2 separate regions of the Homo sapiens genome follow, and region 1 is linked to region 2. The links are chromatin loops, found by intact Hi-C in ENCODE. Cell type or tissue: endothelial cell of umbilical vein. All regions are shown on one strand. Each heading gives the region's core, and the rest is flanking DNA. Links, peaks and the distances in the headings are about the cores only. Region 1 holds the start of LOC105371961 (a long non-coding RNA gene). Region 2 has its middle 160 kb from the start of METTL4.

What was found. Peaks named below come from ENCODE experiments on the same cell type or tissue, not always from the same donor. Only the 100,000 strongest peaks of a DNase experiment are listed, where the experiment ranks them.
Region 1: it touches region 2 in a loop (4-fold over the local background); 2 of 110 quality-filtered maps call a loop at or near these places.

Annotation. Positions count from the first base shown.
Region 1 is chr18:2,349,544-2,360,572 of GRCh38, forward strand. It overlaps LOC105371961 (a long non-coding RNA gene), which reads left to right and starts at 1,037. Exons shown (of 4, transcript XR_935097.4): 1 at 1,037-1,258; 2 at 1,681-1,886. RefSeq lists an enhancer at 1,042-2,241. In endothelial cell of umbilical vein, for the core only: no CTCF peak of the experiment used is centred there; no DNase peak of the experiment used is centred there.
Region 2 is chr18:2,406,963-2,417,991 of GRCh38, forward strand. No RefSeq gene overlaps it. Among named protein-coding and RNA genes, the nearest start is that of METTL4, 160 kb to the right of the region's middle. RefSeq lists a silencer at 6,134-6,334. In endothelial cell of umbilical vein, for the core only: no CTCF peak of the experiment used is centred there; a DNase peak (open chromatin) is centred at 4,659.

The DNA of each region.
Region 1 (11,029 bases), core at 1,613-9,612, 57 kb before region 2:
ACTGGTTAAAATAACTATAAGCAGGGATCTCACTTTTTTTTTTTTTTTACTAAAAACAAAAGTCACAATTCAGAAATCATCTTCTCACAACCCTACTGGTAATCCTAAGAATCTAATCAGGCTAGTCAGATTTTTCTCCAAATTTGTGCAAATTACTTAATTAAAAATGAACAGTAGAGAATATTTAAAATTACCTGTAATGGCTATAACCCTAAATGACAACAGAAACTTTCTATTGTCAAAGTGTTTTCTTTTGAAAACAGCCCTTACTAAATTATCACTTGCTCATGGAGCTTAAGATTCACTTGCAACACTTTAGTTCCCCAGGTGGTACTAATTTTACAGCAGCATAGGAGGCAAATACGGTGATTTCTCAGTGTGATCATTTATCTTGTGTTTTTATATTATTAGCTCCTGTTTCCAAGATGCCCAACATTTGTGCCAACAGATGGCTGGAAAATGCCTCAGTCAACAAAGGAGCAACGTCTACAACAAAGGGACAATGGATTGAGCAGTCAGGGAATCACCAAGCCAGACAGCAGCTAACACTTTTAAAATAACTGTAAATTATTTACAACAAAGCTGTACATTTAAAAAACTACAAGATCTATTTCATATAATCAATTAATGCTGAATAATAAAATTTTAATTGTATTTAACATATTGTAGTTGATAAGTATCAACTACATCTCCATTGATGATTGAACCTTAGCAATTCATTCAGTACAAAATTGGAACAAGATACTCCCTGACTTCAAGAATTTCACAATGAATTGGGATAGGCACAAGGGTCAGGTAATTATCTTAGCTCTTGCTTGGGTAGCCAGGGGTATGTAAATCAGATTAGGAGCACCAGGATTCCTTTCAAGGGAGGTGATATTGAGCAGAGATGTGATGGTAGAGTACACATTAATTAGGAAAACAGGTGGTGGGAAGTCATTCTGAGCAGAGGGAAGAACATGCGGGAAGCCATAGAGCGTCATAAGGCATGACCCTATCCCAGCGCTGCTAGAGGTTCCGTATATCTAAAGATGATGCAGGAGCCAGAACTAGGGGCTGGATAATGGAGAAGCTTGCATGCTAAACTTATTACGAACTTTATTTTGAAAGTAGTGGAACGTTATTGGACCACTTCAAAAGCGGAGTGTTACGTTCAGGCTTGAATTTTAGAAATATCTGTCTGGTAGCCATGTGCAGGTTGGTTGGAAAGGGAGGCATCAGACAGGAGACGAATGAGAAAGCTGTTGCAGTCATCTGGGTGAGAAACCAACGAGGGCCTGAATAAGATGGCGGCTGGAGACTAGCGCTGGAGAGGGGGAGCCTTCCATATCCGGCCACTTCTCTCCACAGCCGCCATTTTGGCAGAAGCCTAAGCCTTGCTCATCCCTTACTTAGGCTACATTTTCAAAAGTCAGAAAAAACTTTTTCCTGAAGAAGGGGTTTCTGAGACAAGTAGGTCAAAGAAAGGCCAGCGTGTGGGAGTGTGTGTGTGTGTGTGTGTGTGTGTGTGTGTCCTTGAGTAAAATTGCAAGCCAAAGAGGAAGGCAGCAGTATGTATTCTCTGTAGGTGAGCAGGAAGCTTGCGGCCCTACACAGTGCTGACGTAATGAGTCCGTCCTGTGCCTATTCATTCAAAACAGGATTGAGACGTCAGCTTGACAAAGCTTTCTCTCCTCGCAGGACCCCTATTTGTGACCAATTGTAAGATCATCTGAAGATCGAGTCCGATTGCCTGGCCAGGCCGGGCTGGGTGGTATGTGCCCCCGTCACGCCGGAGGTTCCTGCTTTAGCGACGCCAAAGATTGGGTGTGAGGGCAGCCCGCGGTGACAGAGACACGGATCGGACCGAGAGAAAAAGGCTGTGGGCTTCACTGAGCAGAGTGACGGTAGGAAGCTTCCACAGCGCGGAAGGGTCCCCCGCGGGTAGCCAGTGTTAGATCTTTTGATCACCTTTTAAACTCTTTAAGGCGGGAAATACCCGAGGTGGGAAGATGTTACCAGAGCAAGAAACAAAGACGATTAAGATGTCTTAGATCTTGAGGAAAACCGGCATGGTAACTTAACTTTTACCTGCTTTATGACCTTGCAGCGGCATGGCAAAGGAGACAGGATCTCACAGGACTTTACAGATTGTGTTGACAAGGAATTGGAATTGGGACATAGATAAGGTCTGCTGATCGCAGGAAAATGGGCTTTTAACATTCCTTTTAGTTTCAGGGAAGGGGCAAGGGAGAGAGGGAGCGAGGACACAGGGAAGCTTACAGCAAAAGTTTCGCTGTTTATAGCTTTCTTGGGGGAAGAAAACACATGCCCAAGTTTTGATGTTAGGAATATTATTTTAAGCACATATCTTTAATATTATTCATCCAGGACCAAAGTAAGTCCTGATGCAGGAAAGGAGTGAGTTTCACAGCTTTCTGAGCCCCTAATCAACCCAGGAAGCCCAGCTGGAACCTCCTCTCACTGTTAGGCTAGATTTTAATTACATCTAAGTGACAGTAACTTTCCTTATTCCTATTTGACCTGGTATTTTCTGGTTTCAATTTCTCTCGTTGAAAGGAACAACATTCCTAAGGCAAAATTCACAAGGCAGATATCTAATAATTTGTTTGGGTGCTGTTGAAAGAAATTAACGAAATGATCCATCGCTCCCTCAGAACTCCCACATGTGTGCACGTACACACATCCCCACACATTGGCTTTCTTCCAGTTCTTTAAATCTCAGGTTCTGAAAGAGATGCCAAATGGCTGGTACATTAATCCTGGCTTTTAAGCACCTACACACCAGGAAATGAATGTTCACAATAAAAGGCACAGTAAGGTGAGCGTCAATTCAGAACAGCAGAAGTGGAAATGTATATTCATTTGTAAATATTAGGATTTCATGGCTACATTGGCACTTGAGATCATTTCAAAGAATATCAATAATTAGAGACTGGTGGAGAATATTCCAGACACAGAGGAAAACATGCTAAGATGATGAGGAAAGACAAATTGATATGTTCGGAAAAGTGTAGGGAAGAGGGAGATGAAAAGAAATTTATAAATGGATACAAATATGTGATTTGATAGAAGAAATAAGACATAGAGTTAAAGAGATCAGTAGGGTTATTCTAGTTCACAGTCATCTATTGTATATTTCGTAATAAGTAGAAGATAATTCAAATAGTCCTAGCATAAAGAAAGGACAAATGTTTAAGGTGATGGACATCCCAAGCACACTGATTGGATCTTTACAAATTATATGAATGTATTAAATTCTCACATGGATCCCAAAATTATGTACATCTATTATGCATCAAAAAAAAATAAATTTAAAAGAAGAAAACTGTAGGGAACCCACTCTGGCTGAGGCATATAGCATGGGGAGGGACGGAGTTGAATTGTCAGAGCCATTAGGTCAAACTAGAAATTGTCAGTGAGGTATTGGTGTTTAATCCTGGCAACCACAGGAAATGATTGCCTAGTATTTAAGCAAACTGGTGATGTGAACCATGCTTCAGAATTTAGTTTTTATTCTAAAAATAGAAAAAAAAAACTCTCTAAACCTTCCGGCCACTATTTTATTTCCCCAATGAAAATGGCAGGAGTCATCTCAGGGTTTACATGGAAAAATCACTTTTAAAAATACATTTGCATATATTTTCCCATTTAGTCGTCATGGAAACTCTGAAGCAGGTACTGTCCTGGCTCTCCCTTTTACTAGATGTATGACCTTGGGCATGATACCTAAGTCAGCATTCATCTCTAGCATGGTAATAACAGTAGTACCTACTGCCTGTGTTTAATGTATAAAAGACACAATGGATGTAAAAGCACTTGGCACCATACCTACTGCATAATAAGCTTTCAATAAATATTAGATTTATAATTATCATTATTATTATTACTTTATAACAAGGAAAATGAGACAGAAAGTTAAGTGGTTTGCCCAAAGTTGCTGGGCTAGGAAGTGGCCGAGTTAAACTTGACTGCAAGCTACTGGCATGATGTTTCAAAACTGCAAATCGTATCATGCTCCCTGTGAAAGTGTAAGTAAATTATAGGTCCAATAATGGAGAACTGACTAGGTAAATTGTGCACCTCTATCATGTGGAATTCTACAAACCAATTATGGTGATGTTCAAGAATTATTTTTTCCAACATAGAAAGAGTCAAATATATTATTACATTTTTTAAAAGTTAATGTACACTAAGAGTTTTTATTAAAGATAAATAATAGAAATATCCTTTCAGGGTAGAAAATATTCTAAAAGGATGTATGCGCCGAGGCTCTCGGTAACTGAAAAAGAGTGAGAATGGATTTTTCTTATTCCTATGCTCACTCATCTGTGAGCGTAGTAATATGTGCCATGTTTGACATATCCATGTTGAACACAATTTGTCTTAAAATACATCTTTTAAACTTCCACCTTTCTCCCCTCAACCCTAAAACACACTTCCTCTTCATAGCACACCTGTCTTGGTGCCAAACACACAAAGCATTCTTTTCTAAGATGATATATCCTACCTAAGATCCTATGAGGAATAGTCCTTGGCAGAACACATGACTCGCCCATTATTTAATCGTGTTACTGTCTGTTTGTTGCAAAGGGCTAATCTTAATCATAGAAAAGTTTAATGTTCTATAGATCTTTACTGTGGGCCATGTAGAATGGTAAGAAAAAAATTTAATTTCCCACTTTCCCTTATTCTCTGTCATAACCATGGATCTAAAATTCATCCCAAATCTCAAAGACCTTGAGTTTAGTCTAATATCTTTTTTGAAATGTATGTATGTACAACATACATAACTTAAAATTTACTATCTTAACCATTTTAACTGTAAATTTCAGTGACATTCACATTGTACGACCATCATCACCATTCATCCACAGAACTCTTTTCATCTTGCAAAACTGAAACTCTGTACCAGTTAAACAATAACTCCTACCCCCTCCTCCAAGCCCCTGGCCACCACCATTCTACTTTCTGTCTCTAGGGATTTGATTACTCTAGATACTTCATATACGTGGAATCATTGCTGTGTTTGCCCTTTTGTGAATGGCTTATTTCACTTAGCATGATGGCCTCAAAGTTCGTCCGCGTTGTATGCAGCTAGAAGCCATTATCCTCAGTGAACTAACTCAGAAAAATAAATACCATGTGTTCTCATTTATAAGTAGGAGCTAAATATTGGGTACACATGGACATAAAGATAGGAACAATAAGCACTGGGGAGTACAAGAAGAGGGAGGGAGAAAGTGGGGCAAGAGTTGAAAGCCTATCTATTTGGTATTGTGCCCCCTACCTGAGTGACAGACTCATTTGTACTGCAAACCTTGGCATCACGCAATATACCTTTGTAAAAAACCTTCTTATGGACCCCCTGATTCTAAAATAAAAGTTTTTAAAAATTGATTACATTAAATTAAATTTAAATTAAAAGGACATACCATTTGACCAACATCAACAAAAAAATTTCATCCATGATGTAGCAAGTGTCAGAATTTCTTTCCTTTTTAAAGACTGAACAGTAGTCCGTTGCATGAATTTGCCACATTCTGTTTATCCTTTCATTTATTAATGATGACTTCAGTTGCTTTCATGTTTTGGCTATTGTTAATAATGCCACTATGAACATGGGTACACCAAAATCTCTTCAAGTTCCTATTTTCTATCCTTTTGGATACAATCCAGAAATGGAATTGCTGGATAACACTATTTGTTGAAAGACTGTCTTTCCCCCCACTGAATGGTCTTAACAACCTTGTTGAAAAATCATTTACTGTATATGTGAGGGTTTGTTTTTGGGCCCTCCATTTTATTCCATTGGTTTATATGTCTGTCTTTATGGCAGTACCAAACTAATTTGATTACTGTAGCTTTGTAGTAAGTTTTGAAATCAGGAAGTGTGAGACCTCCAATTTTGTTCTTCTTTTTCAAGATTGTTTTGGCTACTTGGGGTCCTTTGAGATTCCATTATGACCTTTAGGATGGATTTTTCTATTTCTTCAAAATTATCAATGGGATTTTAATAGAGACTGCATTGAATCTGTAGTTCACCTTGAATCTGTAGTTCATCACTATCTTAATAATAAATCTTCCAATTTGTGAACACTGGATGTCTTTCCTTTTATTGTCTTCTTTAACTTCTCTAACGATTTTTCTTTATTTTTCCAGCTCAGTGGCCTATAATGCCCTTTCCTAGACTTTGCCTTTTTCCTCTGTAGTGGTTTGAGGCCCTATTGACTTAATTTGACTGTGTTTGATATGCAAAAATAGGCAATTTGAACTCTTTGATACGTAATGTAAGGAGTGATGATACGTTATGGCAGAGGTCCTGGGTGTTCTGAATAGTTGGTGACATCGTTAATTTAGCTGTCTAAATTGGTGAAATAATCATTATATAATGATGAATGAAAAAATATACTACATAAGACCCCTGAAAAAGCAAATATCAGAGTTCTCCCACCCTATGTCTTTTGCCAATGGCTATAACTGTCCACTGTGAAATGTGAGTGGTCATGGAGTTGGCAGTGGGGATCATTGGAAGAACATGAGATAAGATATCATGGACATAGGTAGGGTAATGTAAAAATTTTTATAAGTTTCCTTACTTGAGCTTAAGTTTGGGTATAACCTGTTTCAATGTTTGCTAACCTTCAAAAAGTTTTCAATAAAATCCCCTGAGATTCTTACGTGCCCTAATGTTCTCTCTCCTATGTCTCCTAAGAAGTTATGAGTACAGAAGTGGGCATCCAGGAACGTATTTGACAAGGGATTTGAAACTGAGGGCCAGGACGCAATAGCCCATTAATGCACGAGAACATCTGGTGCTCCGTGAGATATTCTAGTGATAACAACAGCAAAAAAGCTCTATTCTCGTGAGAACGATCTGAATCGATCTGATTCTTGATCTCTGACATTGTAATTTGAAATTACAGAAGTATTCAGGCCCTCAGGAGCGGTAACTAAAATGGAGAAGCTGCGCTGAAAGGTGCCGTGGGCAAGTCAAAATTAAAAGTAAGTTGAGTTACACAGTAGTAGAAATTGCTACTGTACTAGCATAGTATCTCATAGCAGTAGTCAGTACTAGTCAGGATGAAGAGCAGGAATCAGAGCTGTTAGGCAGAAGACACTATCGCTAAAGGAGCCACTCAAAAGCTAATCCAGTCGTGCCACTCACCAACTTAAAGTTAAACCTCCTTTGGGGTCCATCATGATCTGCCCCCATCTTTTACCTCCATCTCACAACTCCCACCGCTCACTCCTGTTGTCTTTCAGCCCCAGTGATCCCCCATGCTGAACTATAGTGGTCCCCTGCAATCCACTTTTGCTTTACAGGCTTCAGTTTCCCACGATCAACCACAATCTGAAAATATTAAGTGGAAAATTCCAGAAATAAACAATTCCTAAGTTTTAAATTGCACATCGTCCTGAGTAGCATAATGAATTCTCATGCCATCCCACTGCATCCCACCTGGGACGGGAATTATCCCTGTGTCGGTGTCTCCATGCTGCCTCAGGTCCCCACCCATTTATTACTCAGCAGCCAACTCAGTGATCAGATCAACCGTTGCAGTATTGCAGTGCGCATGCTCATGTAAACCTCATTTGACTTAATAATGGCCCCAAAGCACAAGAGTAGCAATGCTGGCATATTGTTATAATTGTTCTATTTCATTACTGTTGTTTTTAATCTCTCACTGTGCCTAATTTATAAATTAAACTTTATCATAAATATGTATGTATAGGAAAAAAGCATAGTATATATAGAGTTCGATATTATCCATGGTTTCAGGCATCCACTGGGGGTCTTGGAATGTATCCCTGTGGGTAAGGGGGGACTATGTACTTGTGGTTTCTGAAACAGATCACGTGCTCTCTCAGCTCTTGGCCAGAGGACATGCTGTGTCCTGTCTACCCAACACCCATCTCTGTCTGCCTGCCTCATCTAGTTCATCACTCCTACTTATCTCTCAGGGTTTAAGACTATGTCTAGACTAGGAACCTTTCCTTTGGGCTTCATTTGTGCTTTGTCAGTTTCTTTATTTGCCACTCCTGCAGTGAACTGCAAGCTCCTTGAGGAGCAGTTGTCCTTTATGCCCAGGCTTAGCCAGGCACCTGGCACATAGCAGTCAGGCAGGAAAATAGGGTCTGGAGGCAGGGAACATATGGCCGACTCACACTTCAGCTATGACAGGAAATATCCTCTCCATAAGGCATGCACCAAGTAACTATTGAAAACCTCTAGAGGGCATTTAAACCCCCAAAAATTCTGTTTACGGGGCCCTTGAGCCCCTATGCTCGGGCCCGCTCCCACACTGTGGAGTGTACTTTCATTTTCAATAAATTTCTTCATTCCTTCCTTGCCTTGTTTGTGCGTTTTATCCAATTATTTGTTCAAGACGCCAGGAACCTGGACACCCTCCACCGGTAACAGTAGGAGCTCAGTATTTGTTTTACTAAAAGTCATACCCTCAGGTTAAATTTTATAAGAAAATCCAATTATATGCAGCATACAAAAAAATGGAAATATAGTGGTAAAATTGTGAAATGAAGTACAATTCAAGAAGAAATAATGAAACAAGTCAGAGAATCACTTTGACGAAATGATGCAACTCATAAGAAGGCAATGTCTCCACTAGGTGATACTTCCTCCAGGAGCTCTCCTCTCTCCATCCAACCTGGTTTAGGTTTCTGCCTAACCCCCTCACCTTTCTTGCAACCCTCTCAACTGACATCATTTGTCTTGGTGGGGTTCCCCACAACTCTGTAGTTCTTCTAGAGGAGTGACTGTGTCTTTTTACCTTTTTATCTCCAGCATTTGATAAATGGTGAATGGATGAATGAGACAGAGGCATGAATCTTTTGCAAAAAATAACATGACATCAAAATATATAGCAAAAAAACTATAACAAGTGAAAGTAGAAATGACAGTTATACAATCATGAGATATTTTAACACACTACTATCCATCTTTGAAAAATCAATTGAATAAAAAATAAATAAGGGCAAGGAAGAATTGAACTATATAACAAAGTTACATTAATAAATACTGAACTTTGTAACCCAGATATAGAAAATGCTTCCATAAATCAGATGTTTACAAAAATAGACCATGACCAGCCCACAGAGAAAACTTCAATTTACTGCACAAAGCACAAATTATGTAGAACAAGTTCCTGAAGGAAATACAAAAACAAAAAAGAAAGAAAAAGGAAAGAGAGATATAGCAGAAGCCACTTAGCAATTTAGAAAGCTTTACCAATGGTCCTATAAAGGTTGACATTATTTGAAGCAATAATACCCTTTCCAGAGATCCAGCTCAAGGAAATGATCTCAATTCCATCCTCAGATTTCTATGTACAAATATTATTTTATAACATTTTTATAATAGAAAAGAATAAGAATTCCTTAAATGTCTAACATTAGAAAAATAGTAAATTATAGTGTGTATATCTAATGCAATATTATGAAGCCATTAAAATTATGTTTATAAAGATTTTAGCAGCATGAAAATATTTCTGTTTCAGTCAGGTTGCTATATAACAAATCACTCCAAAACCTAATGCCTTGAAACTATAACAGTTTATTATTTCTCCCAGTCCTATGGGTTGACTGTGTGACTCTCCTGTTTTGCATGATTTTGGCTACAATTTTGGGATGTCTGGAAGGTCCAAAATGGCCACCCTCATGTGCCTGGACCTGGGTTATCTTCCATGAGCCTTTCCATGTGGCTTCTTACACTCCCTGGAAGAATGGGGACTAGAACACAAGAAGAACTGTTCTAAGCAGCAAAGGCAGAAGCCATTGATCTCTTAAGGCCTAGTCTCAGAAATTACACAGCATCACTTCGGCTGCTGTGTTTTATTCATCAAATTAAATCCCAGGGCCAACCTTGTTTCAAGGGAGGGGAAAAGAGATTGCTTCTCAATGGAAGTGTTAAAGCAAACTAAATATGGCCTGAGAAGGACTTGGTACTTCTATATTTGAGTCCTTGTGGATGAACTGCAACCTAACTTAATAGGTAGACAAGATTGAAAACCTAATTTAGGAGTATGCCCTGTAACAATCCCTTAGTCAGCGCCAATCCTAGCAACCATACTTCAACCAGTCATACACTGCTGAGTGTTCAAACTCTGTTCAAATAAGGCAGACGCCAAGCTGTAACCAATCCAGCTGTTTCTGTACCTCACTTCTGATTTGTGTGCGTCACTTTACCTTTTTTGTCTATAAATTTGTTCTGACCATGAGACACCCCTGGAGTCTTTCTGAATCTGCTGCGATTCTGGGGGCTGCCTGATTTCGCAAATCATTCACTGCTCAATTAAACTCCTTTAAATTTAATTTGGCTGAAGATTTTCTTTTAATAAAAGGATTGGCAAAGGATCTTTAATCCGTCATAATAATATAACATTAAGTGAAAAAATCCTATTTTTTCACTTAATTTTAAATATATACATATGTAAATATAAACTCAAGTCTAATTTGTAACATTACATGTATTTTTATATTTCCTATGAATAAAAATGTATATTATACATAGATTTATATTTTCCGTATGAACTTTAAAAGACCAAAGGGCAAAATGCTAACAAGGATTATCTCCGGATAGTGAAAGAGGCCTAATTATAATTTTATTCTTTAAAGGTTTCTGTTTGTTCCAAAGTTATGGAAATGTATTACTTTTAAATTGGAGCATAAATGTTATTTTAAATATATTTTATTCCCATATAGAAACATTTAAAGCAATTTCCTACAAAAGGCTAGAAGCGCTAAAGGAAATTGAATCAGAAGTGGATGAAAACCAACATCAGATTGAAAAGCAAACAAAATACAAAAAAGATAGTTCCAGATAGCACCTGTATAATTCTCTTCTTGACTGTACAGAATATTAAGCATTTGAATCATCAAACATTTCATAGCAGATTTATGATGGTATTGAACAAATGTATAAATGATTTTCCCCTTTCATTATACTTATAGTACATATTGAATATTTTTCTGCCTCCAAAAAGGAAAAAAAAAGAAACAAACATTCCTG
Region 2 (11,029 bases), core at 974-8,973:
TTATTTCATGGGAAAGAATTTATTTCACCATTTAGGTACTTTTATTGACAGCTGTAAAAAATACTTTAATATCCTGCCCAGGGAATCTTCCTACACTGTCATATTTCCATTTAACTTAAATGTAAGTTTAAACAGGGACTTGACTCACAGAGTTACCTGCTCTGTTCAAAAGAACTCAATATAACCGAGATATTCTGATTCTTTTTTACAAGAGAAATGAATAAGACAAACACACAATAAATGAACATTTCTGACACAAATGCTACTCTGCTCACTGTATTTTTTACCTCTTTTCTATTCTTTTTTTGCTGCCATTAAAGACAGAATCTGTTCTTTTAATTTATGAATTCATTGCATCCGTTTTCATACCAGAGTCAGCCTTCAGACTTAAACTCTGTAGTTATACTTCTCCAGAGTCTCCAATAGTCTCTCAGTGTATGTTTCACTTATTTTTTTATTATCATCCCTAAAAAAGACATCCACTCATGTTTTACTGGAAGTTAGTAACAGTGTTAAGGTCCTTTATACTTTTGGTATTTCAGTAAGAAGACTCTCTATTAATTCCCAATTAACTCGCTGACTGCCTTTTGCCACCCGCCAGATTTTCTTTTTTTTTTTTTTTTTGAGACCGAGTTTCACTCTTGTTGCCCAGGCTGGAGTGCGGTGGCATGATTTTGGCTCACTGCAACCTTCGCCTCCCTGGTTCAAGTGATTCTGCTGCCTCAGCCTCGCACGTAGCAGGGATTATAGGCGCCCGCCACCACGCCTGGCTAATTATTTGTATTTAAAGCAGAGATGGGGTTTCACCATGTTGGCCAGGCTGGTCTTGAACTCCTGACCTCAGGTGATCCACCCACCTTGGCCTCCCAAAGTGCTGGGATTACAGGCGTGAGCCACCTCACCTGGCCACCACCCACCAAAGTTTCTATGCCTTGCCTATTCAGTTTAAAATAAAGAAGTATTTGACCTCTGCTCATGCATGAAAAGATCAGAATTTATAATTTCTGACTGACCTTCAAATTTATTCCAATGTTAACTTTCAGCAAGAGGAACAAAGTAGTTGAAAAATAAATATTTCTTATAACAGCAAATCTGCTATAGGTGCTCAAAAGGCAAAAAAAAAAAAAATCTGTAAAGCACAGAACCACTTGCAAATGGCAAAAACCACAATGTTTGTTCTTTTAAGGAGAATCACATTATCAGTGAAGAATATCAATCACATTTGCTACAAAAGCATTTAAAATATTTTCTCAGTTTGATATCCCAGTTCTCAAATTACGTTCCAAAAACTGAAACAATTCTGATATGTTTACATGCCATTAAATGAACTAATGATTTATTCTCTACTAAAATATTAACCAATATAGCTAATCCTAATGGAATAAACTATAATAAATTTTAAAATTTACAATCTATCTGCCCTAATAATTTTTGGCCCATGCATAATGTAGGCATTTAAACCAGGTATTCTGATTATTTGCTATGTTGCCTGTCTCCTTCTCCAAGCCTTCTCGTGAATAATCACTCTCTCCACCCCCGTGAATATTCTTTGTGCATTTACTAAATCAGAACAGCAGAGCATAGTGCCTAATTGCTTTTTCATTTTCTTGCTATTATTCTTTTTTCCTTAACTCAGATACAGGCTTCTTGAAGACATGGTATATACCTTTAAAGCCTTTTCTGATATCCCAATCATTAACCAAAAAAAAAATTAAAAAATCATCTACAGAAGCCACACTTGCCTTCATTACAGAATTACCCAACCCCTAATGGCTCTCCTCAGGAAGCTCTGCACCTGTGGTTAAAGAGTTCTGTCTCTGTTAGAAATCTTTTTATTGCAAATGGGGGAAGAACATCTCCAACTAGTTTAAACAAAAAAGTATTTTCTACTCATGTAAAAGTCCACACGATGTCGTGACTTCAGATACAGCTTTCTTCAGGACTCAGGTGATATCCCCTCTTTTCTTCACTTTCTTTGAGTTGACTTCATTCTCAGGCTCCCTGCAGTGATTCTTGCAACTTGGGATTCCCAGATCCACCACACACAGTCCAGTGCCGGAAGGAGAGGCCAACAAAAGCTCAAAAAAAGTCTTTGGCTAAGTCCTCTTGGTTGAGACTGGCCAGGTTGGCAGGTGCTGATAGCTTAGCTTGGGGAAAGCCTCCAGCTCTGGAGCCCAGGGCTCCAGACTCAAAACTTGCAGGCTAAGAGGGAAGACAGAGTGGCTTCCAGGAAAAACTGTGGTCAGAGAACAAGAACAAGGAGGGAAAAGACCAGTCCATAGCCACTTGTAGTATCGCATCCCCTTGTGACTTTTAGATGCCCAATAGCAGTATTCGTCTGAGGCTTCCGTATTATGCTGCCGTGATGTTTCCTAGTGGCAAACACCTATGGGACTATCAAACAGAATCTTTGTTTGTTCTTCCAGAAACAATTTTCAAAGCAATGTAATATAAAATGTATAAATATACCAATAGTGTATCTAGACTTCCACTGACTTTCAGTGTGTTCTTCTCAAGCTCTCAATATAATAAAATTATGTGATTTTTTTCATTATCTGTTTTTTGACATTATGAACAACTATAATGCCATAAATAAAAACCTTTTGTTAATTCATAAATATTAATTTGTTGTATTGTCTTCAATTCTTTTTTTTTCTTTTTTTGATAAGAAGTCTTACTCTGTCACCCAGGCTGGAGTGCAGTGGCATTGTCTTCAATTCTTAATAGGGATTCTAAAATACTTCCTTGAGGTAACGGTTCTTTTTTTTGAGATGGAGTTTCACTCTTGTCACCCAGGCTGGAGTGCAATGGCACGATCTCGGCTCACTGGAACCTCCGCCTCCTGGGTTCAAGCGATTCTCCTGCCTCAGCCTCCCAAGTAGCTGGGATTACAGGTGCACACCGCCACACCTGGCTAATTTTTGTATTTTAGTAGCCATGTTGGCCAGGCTGGTCTCAAACTTCTGACCTCATGTGATCCCCCCACCTCAGCCTCCCAAAGTGCTGGAATTACAGGCATGAGCCACCGCGCCCGGCCCTGAGGTAATACTTCTTGACTCGTAATTTTAGTTATATTTACTTCATTTAACATGGCACTAAAAGCTCCCACACAGAGGGGAACATGTTACAGCCTGCTGTTAATGTCTCCCCTGATCCTAGACACCTTTCTTAAGAGGTCCATTCCTTTCAACACTTTCAAGCCAGGTAAACACGTTCACCAGTGTTACTGCCTTTTTCTCTATTGTAAACACTTGAGAAATATGTTAAATGTCATTCTATCATTTCCTCTTCCTCTTGCTTCCCTTTAAATGTTTTGGTAGAAAATACTTTTCCCAGAAATATAACTGAGTTTATTCATCTTTAAAACCGTATCTTTGCATACTATAGAATATTTTTAGGCAATGCCAAGGATTTTTTGTTTTTTTGCCTCTCATCAATTTCTTCTCACATTTACTCTTTTTCATAAAGTTGACTTCTTTTTCATTCAAACTTCTGTCAGATTTCTACTTGTTCTCTCTTCTTTCCCTTAAGACTTGTTTAGTACCTTCTAAAAGATGCCTTCTCCAAACAATTTTTCAGAAGACTAAGATGCTGCTTAAACCTAAAACCACAGTCTTAAAATTATTTTTATTTTTCATCCACATGCAAATTGAAAGACGTGGAGTCATGAAATAAAATATTCTTAAGCTTATTAATATTTTATGTTTACATATACATATGCGGTGAGTCCCAAAATAGTATTTTAAAGTGCTGGATGTTTTTGCCTATTGATTTTAATTAAGTGTACTTTAGGTTGTCTGGATTGCAAGTAAGACAGAAAGGAAAATAGATGAAAAAAATCACAAGCAAGCTTTTTATTCCAGTTCTTGGGGAAAAAACTAATAAGCCACCTCCACAGTGAATTTCTAGTGAGTCATTAACCAGGGATTTGTTGCCTTGGTTACTGAGCCAGGTAGAGATTCCAGTAAAAAAGCAATGTGACCTATAGCTCAAGAAACTGAAGAAGTGAAATTTCTGCATGATGATATTTGCAGTTACTACAGAAAGAAATGAAAAGAGTAAAAAGTATATGTTAAAAGGGAAAAAAAGATTACTTCGATTTTTGACCCCATGTCAAAGATGTTTACAACCACACAACACACACTTTTAAGAATAACATTTCAGTGTTTGTTTCCTTGTGAAATATTACAAGACATAAACCATTTCCAATATATGAGACCTGTCCCACCCTAGAAAACAAAGCACTTGACTCGTCAGTGGTGAATGGACGACATTCCTTTGGTAGAGAATATTGCAGTAACATACATTTACAAGATAAGCATTCAGAAAGCAGAATAATTGGATAGATTTTCCAGGCAACCTATCTCTGTGGCTTTTCCATCACACCGTATCAAAAATTTAAATTACCTGAAGATTGGTACCAAATCTAGAAGCAAAGCAATAACAAAAGGAAGAATTCGAAAGCAAGACTTCAAGCATCATCCTCATCTTTGGCTGTAACTGGCTTTTTCACTAAACTCAGAATCATACTGAAGATATTGATGGTCTACTAACCAACCTCCAGAGATGGCAGAGATTACAATATCTGTGATGATTCATTTTGTTCTGTTTCTCTGGAGAACCCTGACTAATACATTATCCAAGTCCTACTTCCTGCTCTTTTCTGCCAATACTCCAAGCCACACCAGTTTACACTAAAACCAAAATCCAATGGTAGAAAGTAAAAGACTGGCAAAGTCACCACTATCTTATGGATGAGAATAGGACATTTAATAAGAAACCACAAAAATCATAAATTTTGCCAACAACCAAGGCCATGACATAGGCAATAGGACAGCTTCTGTGAAACTGCATGAGCCTCAATTTCCTCCAGGAAATTGCCCAGGAGTAATCATATCCCCTCCAGAAGATAGATTCTTACCAAACTCAAATGAGGTAATACATATGAAGCTCTGGTTAGATAAAAATTGGTATCTTTTCTTTTCTCTTGTTTCCCATCTGGATCTCTTTTACCTCCATTTTTATTTAAAAGATCTGGTTTCCTAAAAGGTTTAAACTTAGAACTCTAAAATTTAAAACATTTTCCATGTACATTCTGGAAGGGCTATTTTTTTCGCTAAGTGCAGTGTCACTATTGACTATTGGTCTGCAACCCTCCTTCAACACATACAAACAAATACTTTGAAACAAAACTGGAAATAAAGGATAAAAGGGAAACAAAACTGGAAATAAAGGATAAAAGGGTAGACAGTGTTGGATCAAGGTGTAAATTCCTAAAACATTTACGTTGTTTAATCCATGCCCAAACTTGAATGCATCATGTAGGGCTCACAGTAGATCTTACAGCCCAGACATGAAGCATTCATGATCAAAATATATTCTCAACCATAAATTACCCTGGGCTTACAATCGTCCCACCATCCTCCTATGTTTAATTGCAGGATTTCTTTCACCATCATTAATCCAATTTGGGAAAGGCTTAAAGTACTCTATTCGAGCTAAGCACCGACTGAGTTAAATGAGATGAATGTTTGGCATCTGTGGTTTATTGCAAATTCAACAGAGGGTGATGAGATTTGCTTTATTCCCAGTCTGGCTTTATTGAGGCTTCTCTTTTTATGAAAGTAATGGGCTTTCTGCCTTTATTTCCTGTCAAAGTTCTTTAATGCTTATTACTTGATATTTATTTGTCCTTTAGCTTTCAGAGGTGGCCAGCTCCTAAGATGTTTAAATATACTGCACAGAATTTGAATTTTCTGGGATTTTTTTCTTTTTTCTATTTTTCAAAAAGGTTAGTTCTTCGTAAGAATTATTTTACTGTTAGTGATAACAAAATGGTAAAAATACTTCTGGGGCTTTTAACTCTGCTTAGTAAAACTATCTTTTTTGTACTTTCTTCATGATTCAAATACCACATTATATTTACTATATATGGGATGATCTTTAGATATTAGCCAATACAATTAAAGACATATAATAATCATATTTGAAAGTATCCATTTTACAAACAACAATTTCATTCTATGATTTTCTACATTTTCGTATAGAAGTCTGTCATAGGTAATGGACTTTTGGCCTATTTTGTGTCAGGCACTGAGGAAGTAAAACAAAAATATATGACATAGCTTCTGCTTTCAAGGGGTTTACAGTCTCCCAGAAGCGAAAAGCATATAAACAAGTCATTATTATATCATCTTGGCAGAGTTTTCCTGGAAAAACCGCCTGAGGCAGGATGAAGCTCTGAAGATTTATTTGGGACATACAATCCCAGGGAAACAAGGGGAAGGAAAACTGTAAGTAAAGCTGGAGGGATGAGAAGCAATGCAAAGTGATGCACTACTGCGCTAGCAACTGCTTCATAAGGAACTCCAAAGAGACACAGCCGATCACTTTCAGGGCATTTGCTCAGCTACTCAGATGCGTCCAGACACACTCTGCACAGAGACTCTTTGCCTAGGGGAAAAAAAAAGCCCATGGAAAAAGAGGATATTTTTCTATCTGGCCTCCTCCTATTTCCCACTGGTTAACATTGACGCTGTGGAGAGTGAATTCCCCTGACCATCATCTTGCACCAGGTGCAAGCCCTTGGGCAGTCCATGGGCAGGCAGATGTGGCATGCAGCTGGTGGCCCTGTTCAGAGGTGGCCTGTAGGGTAGGGGCTGAAGCAGATCTCATAGCTCAGGAGCTCGGAGGGAGGGTGAGCCCCAAGACTGCACAGGCACCAGATGAATCGACACAAACAGGATGGCAATGAAGAAAGATAAAAATGTTAGGAAAACCCAGACAAGGAGCAACTGAGGAAAGCTGAATCTGTGACTAAAAAAGCAAATTCATGAAATTAAGTTTTTCATTGAAAGATTATATGCATATTATATACACCTCATAAAAGCTAACATGTGGCCTGGTGGTTCTTGGAATGATCCACGTTGTTCAATTTTAAGCCCTAAGTCTGTACTAATGCCATGGCTATATTTCTCTAAGAAGAAATCTCAGCTTACCTGGGGGCAGTGGGCTCAACCAAGGCTATGGTTTAGAGGAGGAACTGATAACCCCATTGACTGCTACCATCAATCATGTCAGAAATGTCAGTCACTTTCCAATGGTGAAAATTAACACTGACCTGTTTCATTTTCTAAGACAGGTGGTGCGCCCTCTTTATCATGTCTTCCCCTTGTTCCTTTGTGATGTTTTTATTCTTTCCTAGGTAAATTCCCTCAGAAGAGAAAATAAGCAAAGTCAAAAATTCCCTCAGAAGAGAAAATAAGCAAAGTCAAATATAGAATGACAGCTAGTCTATCTAGGATTTTTGGTCTCAAGATTCTATGATTTAACATAAGCTGTAGCTTTTAAAATTCAGGTGCCCCATATGGGCTGCTGATGAGAATTCAATTTGTGACTCTACTAAGTCATTCTCTCTTACTAAGTGTGTGAAAGTGTAAGTAGATTAGAAAAAGTTTAAATAGCAAAGTCAGCTTTATTAATTCAGCACAAATGGTTTGTATACATCCTGAGCACCTATGTCTTCACCATGAAAAATACATGTCTTTTTAGATTTTTTAAACTTCTATTTTTTTCTGCAACTCATACTATCCTTATTAGGCACCTATGTGCCTAATAGAACATTGCAATGTTCTACACATTATAAGTGGTTCCAAAAGAAATGAATCTCATCCTTTATAGAGCTCACTGTCTAGTTAAGGAGACAATCTAGCATCAGAATATCAAGGATGGAAGTTACTATGGAGATTTGCTAAGGCCAAAACATTTCCCTGAAACAGTTAATAATATAACTACAGAAAATAAAAATAAGCAAAACAGACAACTGTCATAATAGTTTGAATATTTGAGAATGCCTGTTTGAGAAGTTGAAGGAGATTAATAGAAGTAGTGAGTGAGCTGCAACCTGAAGAATGCCCAGATCTTAAATGTATAAAGCAGGAAGGCAAAGGACAGCCCAGTTACAATAAAAGAGCATGCGCAAAGGAACCCAGAAAAAAATGAACCCAACAAGGTCTCAAGACAATGGGGACACAATCCAAAGCAGTGGGCAGAGCAGAGGGTGCTGGTTGGGGAAGAACAGGGAATAAAACTGGTAGGATGAGAGGGGGAAAGATTTGAAAATCCAACCCACTATGACATAGATTTTTAAACACACATTAAACCCTATAGACTAATTCTCCAGCTAACTTTTTTCAACCTTGATAACCTTCCAGAAGTCCAAACTCAAATCACTAATGGTATAGTGAATGGCAAGACCTGAAGTAGGTGCCTGAAAACAGGAAAAGCCTATATAATTCCAAGCGACAGTATGGATAACACTGCATCATCTAGACTATGCACTCCTGTGTATTTTAAGAATCCCTGGAATAATGATTTATATATTCAGAAAGCACAGATTTTAACCAGAGGTCTCCACTTTTCTTTCCCAACACACACGCATGACTTTTGGGGGGAAAAATGCCTAAGACCATTTACTAAGATGCAAAACATTCTCTCTCTCGTGGCATGGGGAAAATTGCATCTATTGACCCTTCTTCGTGTTTCTAAGGTTTTTATTAACAAAGCATGGAAATAAATTCTTTGTAACCTCAATCTGAACTTTTATTATTGGGATCTCATCTTCACATATGATGTTCTCTTAATTGCTGGAATCTAGGAGGTAATTTTAATTCTAGATTATTGTAACTTGAACATGACCCAGGTAAATTATACATACATGGTAAATCTCATGGATAGTGTTACTGAAAATCTTTAGAAAGTAGACATGTGGTTTGCAGGAGACTCATACCCACAGAAGACTTTAGACGTAATTACTGCTTTTCTGATGTTATTTGGTCTGGAATTTGATGACAAACTGAAGCCACATTCTGCTACCACCTGAAAAGATACGTTGATGGTTGGGCCTTGGCCAGGCCACTTATTGGCCTGATGACACATTGACAAATATAACCCCAAAGTGAGTGTTCATGGCAAAGCAAGAATTGCCATTTGTGGTGGTGCATGGACCCTTGTGCGCTTATGTGGCCTCACCCCCAGCCTCCTGCTATCAAATACAAGGAGCCCATTGGCTCCCCACTCTCCAGGTTGACTGCTGTTTGAACACAAGAGCTGAGGGGAAGCTGAGGACCTGTACCCATTCATTTACCTGATTCCTTATGTCTTGCTTTTTTTTGCAAAGCTTCTTTGCCAATTTTGTAGTAACCCCACATGAATGGAAATGAAGCCACATCCAAGTTATCACTCTCATTAGACTTGAAAATAGGATTTGAATTTGTGTTCTTTCATAATAAATTCTACTGAGCCTTTAAGATTGTTAGCTATTTTTTGAATAATACTATTTAATTAAATAAACAGTTATTTATTTCAGCTGCTACATATCAATCACTGAGCTAGAAAATGGGAAACCCAAAGATTAATAATTAATATAGGAACTTGCGGCCTACTGGAAGGGACAGACAAATAAATGTACTTTTTAGTGATTTGCATTGAGTCCAATGGGAACTCAGAGTCACCTCGCCCAACCAGTGGAGAAGAGAGCAGAAGACCTGAGGGAGGTAGGAAGAAAAGATGATGCTTGAGTCAAGCTTTTGCATCAATAGTTGTGAGTAAATGGGGACAAAAGATATTCCTGAAGGAAAAGCATAAACTGAACAAAGGACTCAATAAACAGCATGGTGTGTGCAAAGAAGCAGAAGCCATGTGCCCACCTAATGCTTGAAATATGAGGTAGGGTAGACAGAAGATGAAGTCTTGTTTGGTCCATGATGGGCTTTGTGTTTTATCCCATCAGTGATGAGGAGTCATGGAAGGTGTTGTGTAATGTAATTAGTGTTACCACTGGACAATGAGTTACCTGGGTAGATGAGCTCAGTGACAGTTCTAGTTAGATTTCTTTTTTTAAACAATTTCGCTTTGTTGCCCAGGCTGGAGTGCACTGGCATGATCTCGGCTCACTGCAACCTCCACCTCCCGAGTTCAAGCAATTCTCGTGTCTCAGCCTCCTGAGTAGCTAGGATTACAGGCACCCACCGCCATGCCCAGCTGATTTTTTGTATTTTAGCAGAGATGGGGTTTCACCACATTGGCCAGGCTGGTCTCAAGCTCCTGAGCTCAGGCGATCTGCCCGTCTCAGCCTCCCAAACTGCTAGGATTACAGGCATGAGCCACTGTGCCCGGCCTCTAGTTAGATCATGGTAAGAAGAAAAGATTTGTGACAATCTCTGACACATTAGTACCGCAGTGTCCTTTCCAAAAGAGTTCATTTTCTTTCGTGTGTGTGTGTGTGTGTGTGTGTGTGTGTGTGTGTGTGTGTGTGTGCTGGACAGATAGACTAATCTGTATCTCATAGCCTCTGGAAAACCATCTTTAAGATTTATAAGAATTTGAATCTGAAAGTCAGCTGATTTAAAAAATAAAAACATAAAACATTTTATGATTTAAACGTTTTACAATCTGAGGCAGGTGGATCACCAGGTCAGGAGATCGAGACCATCCTGGCTAACATGGTGAAACCCCGTCTCTACTAAAAATACAAAAAATTAGCCGGGTCTGGTGGCGGGCGCCTGCAGTCCCAGCTACTCGGGAGGCTGAGGCAGGAGAATGGCGTCACCCAGGTAGGCGGAGCCTGCATTGAGCTGTGATCACGCCACTGCACTCCAGTCTGGGTGGCAGAGCGAGACTCCGTCTCAAAAAAATAAATAAATAAATAAATAAGAATGTTCACGGTTGTGCAGCAAATATTACAATGAAATCTAATAGCATATTATAATTCTGAGAGTATATAATTCCAGATATACTGTACACAAAGAAGGACACAAACCAGCATCTGTTAGGGAATGGTGAGTTATAAATTGCTACTGAAACAGAAACTGGCCCTGATAATACAGCATACATTAAATATCAGAATCTTCACAAGTATTAATAACATTCAGGGTCCACCTAGTCCAGGTATCTAAATATAACAATACCTGGGGGTTCTTTTAGCTGAGTACCATGAGTAGGTCAGAACAGCTCACTGGGAATGATTCAA